Linked DNA regions of Homo sapiens: region 2 is linked to region 1. Evidence: chromatin contacts called from ENCODE Hi-C or POLR2A ChIA-PET data. All regions are on one chromosome and are shown on one strand. The core of a region is the stretch at or near the end of the contact, and the rest is flanking DNA. Distances in the headings are between cores, read along the strand shown. Region 1 holds the start of FASTKD5 (FAST kinase domains 5). Region 2 holds the start of PANK2 (pantothenate kinase 2).

Region 1 (2,778 bases), core at 128-2,627:
CCCTGGCTCATGCTCCATAGCTCTGGCCTCGCTAAGCCCCAGCTCCACATCCATTTCTCTCAGCAGGCTCATCTATCCATCATGTCACTAGCTCTTTTCCTGAGAGCACTTTACAGATACATCTCTATTATAAATGCATTAAAAAAAAAAAAAGATGGAGTCTCACTGTTGCCCCGGCTGGAGTGCAGTGGTGCAATCTCGGCTCACTGCAACCTCTACCTCCTGCGTTCAAGTGATTCTCCTGCCTTAGCCTCCCAAGTAGCTGGGGTTACAGGTGCACGCCACCATGCCCCGCTAATTTTTTTTTGTATTTTTAGTAGAGACGAGGTTTCACCATGTTGGCCAGGCCGGTCTCCAACACCGGGGATTACAGGTGTGAGCCACCACACCCGACCAATGCATTGTTAAAATTAGACAGGTGTGGTGGTGCATGCCTGTGGTCTTAGCTACTCAGGAGGCTGAGGCAGGAGGATCACTTGAACCCAGGAGGTTGAGGCTGCAGTGAGCCATGATTGCACCATTGCACCCCAGCCTGGGCAATGGGGCAAGACTTTGTCTCAAAAAAAAAAAAAATGTATTGTTTTTCTCACTGTACAGGCTTAGAGAATTTATGTGGGCCGGGTGCGATGGCTCATACCTGTAATCCCAGTACTTTCGGAGGCTGAGGCGGCAGTATTGCATGAGCCCAGGAGTTCGAGACTAGCCTGGGCAACATAGGAAGACACTGCCATCCCCGTCTCTATGAAAATAATAATAATAATATAACAAGAATGAATTTATGTGACTTCTCCAAGGCCATAAAACCCTGAGTGGTGGTCCTCAGATTTGAACATGTGTCTAAGCTACTTACTTTTTTTTTTTTTTTTTTTTTTTTAGATGGAGTCTCGCTCTGTGTCCCAGAGCTGGAGTACAGGGGTGCCCAGACTGGAGTACAGTGGCGAGATATCGGCTCACTGCAACCTCCGCCTCCCGGGTTCAAGCGACTCTCCTGCTTCCGCTTCCTGAATAGCTGGATTATAGGCGTGCGCCACCACGCCCGGCTAATTTTTGTATTTTTAGTAGAGACGGGGGTTTCACCACGTTAGCCAGGCTGGTCTCGAACTCCTGAACTCAGGTGATCCGCCCGCCTTGGCCTCCCAAAGTACTGGGATTACAGGCGTGAGCCACCGCGCCGGGACTAAGCTGCTTAATGACTTCCAGAGCGATCCATCCAGGAAGGTGTTTTCCCTCTGCAGGTCCTAGACTCCCCCTGCCTCCTCAACAACGTCCTCCAGTGGAAAATGTCCTTGGGAAACGCTGACAGAGTCTTTTGAGCCTCGGCCGCATCCGTCACTCGCGCAGCAGGCGGAAGTAGCGGGCAGTTGGCCGGAAGTGGGGCTGTGAGGCTCGGAGTCGCCGGAGGAGCCAGTATCTGTGTCGCCGCCGCCCGCGGCGTCCCCGGTTTGGTGTTGCGGCGCCCACCTTCGGGAGGATCAGGTGAGTGGCGGCGGCCGGGGAGGAGGTCGCGGCGGCCTCTTTCCGCGTTCACGACCGTCCTGGGCCTTGGCCTGTGCCTCCTGTCCTCCCGGCCGGCCCAGAGCTGGAGCGCATCGAGGCCTTGTTCAGCTCTTGGCCTGGGTTGCCAGTGCCTCTCGCAGGCCTGGCTGTGGTGAGAACTTCAGTGACTCTCGCCGCTCCTGAGTTTGTGATCTTTGGCAGGGGGCTTATCTGACCCTTGATTTTTTTTCCTCTGTGAAATGGAGATCGTAACAGTACTTGTCTCACGGTGCTGTTAAGAGAATGTAGTCAGATATTCTGCCGCGCCTCTCATCACACTTTGATGTGCCTGCGAATCGCTTAGAGATTCTGATTCTGTAGGACTGGGGTGGGTTCTGAGATAACTGTGTTCCTAACTAGATTCCAGACGAGGCTGAAGCCTCTGGCACGCAGACCACACACTGAGTAGCAAGGCCCTACAGTATGTTGCTTAGCATTTGGGATGCGGAGTCTTCGGTAAACATCAGTATGATAGGATATATACCTTCCCCCCATTTTTAGCAGTTTCTCGTTGCACAAGCCTAAGGGTAGTATTGATGGCCTTCTCCCTTTTTCTTTCCGTGGGTAAGAATAGTTGCTCTTTCTCTTTCTGTGCAAACCGTGACACAGCTCTTCTGTCTTGACTCAGGGAACTTTGGGTCCCCTCATATCAGCTGTGTTCATCAGTCTTGGGTGATGCTTCACTGATCAGACCCTTGGACAGTGCTTCATCCTGTGGAGCTGATAGCCAGCTGCGTTAGCACCAACTGTGGCTGGCGTTTTGTGCTCCAGTCATTTGTTGCTGCTGGAATCTGAATTCACGTTTTCTACACTTTGTGAATAGTAAGAATGGCTGCCTTTCCAGAACTAGATTCTGTAGCTCACTGACCTGAATGGTCCTGGGCAAGTCCTTGGATAGTTTGCTACTACCTGGTAGACTAAAATAAAATCTGGGCCGGACACAGTGGCTCACGCCTGTAATCCCAGCACTTTGGGAGGTCAAGGCGGGCGGATCACGAGGTCAGGAGATCGAGACCATCTTGGCTAATATGGTGAAACCCCGTCTCTACTAAAAATACAAAAAAATAGCTGGGCGTGGTGGCGGGCGCCTGTAGTCCCAGCTACTCTGGAGGCTGAGGCAGGAGCGTGGCGTGAACCCCGGGAGGCGGAGTGTGCAGTGAGCCGAGATCGCGCCACTGCACTCCAGCCTGGGCGAGAGAGCGAGAGTCCGTCTCAAATAAATGAATAAATAAATAAATAAAT
Region 2 (2,778 bases), core at 128-2,627, 730 kb before region 1:
TATCAGAGAAGATTCAAAAAAGCAGTTGGGTGACTGGGCTAAGGTAGAAGACTATTCAATAAAAATCTCACATCTTGCCATTTTCCCTCCCTCTCACAATCTGCATTTAAACAAGTCAATTTCCTGAAATAGGAATCTGGCAACACCCACCAAAAAGTCCAACCATATGTAAAATGGCATCACACTGTAAAGCTCATATTACAGTATCAGGACAATTGATACTTTCAACAGCAGCAATGGCTGCCAGGCAGCGGTCCTGAATTGAAGACTTGTAAAGGGGAGAAAATACACAACACAGAAAAAGAAACCTAATAAAATGGGGAAACGGATTCTCTGGGAGGAGCGTATGCAACTCCCAAGGCAAAATTCAGAAAGATGTTGTTTCCCCTCAAAACAAAGAGCCTTAATGCCCAGAATGCCACAGTTCTGAATCGTGAGTACCTGCAAATAGACAGAAGGAAAACGGAGGGGATATGTGGGTGAGAGATGACCTGGATTCTCACGAGAAGAAGGGCAGCCACCTTAGAGGTGCACGGAATACAGTTTCAGGCCTGGTGCAACTCAAGGGGCAGTTCACCATTTTCCAGTAAGCCCGAAATTGACGAATAAAAGGGACTTAAAGTATTAGAGAGCAGCTCTTTGGAAACCCACGGAAAACAAACATTGGGGATTCAAAGGATTTGGGAGGAAAGGAGGTGGAAATGAGTCAAAAGAAGCCTTCTCGAGGATAAAATCATGTGACCCTCAGGAAGAGAATGCCCAAGGAGCTAAGAAAAGGGAGGACAGGTCCTGGGGAAAAGCCCTCCACTCCAACAAGCGGGAAGTGCATACCAATGGGTGCGGGGGGGCCCCCGAAGGTACCGCTTTCGGAGCACCCGAGGCCTCCAGCCGGATGTCAGGCCACGCACCAACGAGGGACCACCGTGCGGGGACAGTGTCCGCGCGCGGGAAAAACGGCGGCGGGGCCGGAAGGGGACAGGGTGGGCCGGAAGGGGGGGCAGGGCGGGCCGGGAGGGCGCCCCACGGAACACTTACGCGGCCGCTTTTTCCTCAGGCTTTCGACGCGCTGGCGGGAGACCGAGGTGGGGCCGCTGTAAGAGCCCAGTCGATCCCGCCTCGTGCCCTCAGCCGAGGCCCCGACCGCGGGCACCGACGCGCTGCTCGCCCGGCGCCGCAGTGGCTCCTGCCGCCGCCCTTCGGGGTCCCCGGCCGCCTGCTCCCCAGCCGACGAGACGGAGGTGGCGGAAGCCCTGCCGTGGCGCTCCATGGGCGCGCCGAGCCGGCCCCCTCCCATCCGCAGCAGCAGTCGCTGCCGCCCGAGCAAGCCCCCCAGCGTCGGATTCCTTCTCGCCTCCTCCGCGGCAGTCCAGCCAGAGCAGAGGCGCGCCCTCGGCCGGCCGCCTCTTCCGTTGCGCCAACGCGCAGGAAGCCAATCCGACGAGGCTGGGGACGGCCCAAAGGCCTCGCGTCCAGTCGGCTCCCTAACTCGAGGAGGATTGACCGTGCCTCCGTCCAATGAGAGGCTATCGTGACGGGGCGGGGAGAGGGTGGTGGAGGAGGGGATCCGGGTTCCGCGGAGGAAGAGAAGGCGGTGTAGCCCAGAAGAGAGTGATGGCGGCGCCGCCCAATGGACGCGTGGGTGGAAGGGCCCGAGCCTCCTCATCCACCCCCTCCTTCCGCCCCCCACTTGTGCATGCCTCTGCCCCCCCGGGCCGCGGAACTCTCCTGGGGCGACCCCGAGTCCCACCCCGCTGCTCCGTGCCGTCCTCGCAGCTCGAGCCCTCCTCCAGCCCAGCAGTGCTCCCGCAGCGTCTGGCCGCTGGTCGTCGGCAGACGAAAGGGCTTGAACCGCGGCTGACCTTAGCCTTTGTCCCTCGGCCTAGTTCCGCAGCTGCCGTCGAGGCCGCCAGCCCCTCCCCCAGCATGTTTGGGCTAAGCCGCCTCCTTTCCGCCTGCGTTGGAGAGAGAGGTACCAGAAGGAATGAAAGGACTGGGGCTTGTCTCCATGGCAACTGAAAGAAAGAGGTGGGTTATAAATCCTTCGCCACCCTCCTGTGGCGAAGGAGGGGAAGTGGGAGCCGGGAAGTAGAGTTGGCCTTTTGCAGGAGAGTCTGGAGCCCCTTTCTGGGTGATGCATTGGGGGCCATAGAAGGATTTGGCTGCCGCTTTGGAGCATGGATTTTTTTTTTAATCATCTTCCTTTCTCTTTTGGAGAGAAAAATTGGTCACCTCCAGGACTGAGACCCTGACCCTTCCAAGCATCCCCACTACCAAAGGCTGCCCAAGCCCGGAAGGATCCCATCCCGTTCTGTACTCTGAGGTCACTTCCTCACTCCGTCAAATTTCACTGGACTGTGGGCTAATTAAAAGTGCCTCCGTATTAGCGGGGCGTGGTGGCCCATGCCTATAATCCCAGCTACTTGGGAAGCTGAGGCAGGAAAATTGCTTGAACCCGGGTGGCGGAGGCTGCAGTGACCCAACATTGTGCAACAAGAGCGAAACTCCGTCTCAAAAAAAATAAAAAATAAAAAAGAGTGCCTCCCTGGGGAGACTGTAATGCCCACTGGGCAGTGATCCTAATGCCCCTTGGGCAGTGATCCTTATTCCCCTCTCCCATAATGATTGGTTGTAGCAGGCTGAACAAAAAGGTTGAGCTTCGCTTGTGCTTGCTGAATAGAATTCTCACGCCCACTCCACGTTAGCTCCCCTCACTGTAGGACTAGCTCTGAAAATTCTAGCTCCTGTAGGAAGCCAACACAGACGGATCTACAAGAACCA

What was found. Hi-C counts contacts between places; a loop is a spot of excess contacts on that map. ChIA-PET counts read pairs that join two places held with the same protein, here RNA polymerase II (POLR2A). Pooled maps may share reads with other maps.
Region 2: a pooled map shows a loop between it and region 1 (7-fold over the local background). The contact joins the promoter of PANK2 here to the promoter of FASTKD5 in region 1. A Hi-C loop is called at or near these places in 5 of 50 pooled maps. POLR2A ChIA-PET finds 5 or more read pairs at or near these places in 2 of 52 experiments (OCI-LY7 and SK-N-SH).

The regions. Positions count from the first base shown.
Region 1 is chr20:3,158,464-3,161,241 of GRCh38, reverse strand. FASTKD5 (FAST kinase domains 5) reads left to right here and starts at 1,377. Exons shown (of 2, transcript NM_021826.5): 1 at 1,377-1,476. UBOX5 (U-box domain containing 5) reads left to right here and starts at 1,377. Exons shown (of 5, transcript NM_014948.4): 1 at 1,377-1,476.
Region 2 is chr20:3,887,986-3,890,763 of GRCh38, reverse strand. It overlaps PANK2 (pantothenate kinase 2), which reads right to left and starts at 1,377. Exons shown (of 7, transcript NM_001386393.1): 1 at 1,036-1,377. The coding sequence starts at 1,333. It overlaps PANK2-AS1 (PANK2 antisense RNA 1), which reads left to right and starts at 1,591. Exons shown (of 2, transcript XR_001754478.3): 1 at 1,591-2,025; 2 at 2,215-2,778. RefSeq lists silencers at 993-1,492, 1,683-1,742 and an enhancer at 1,751-2,302.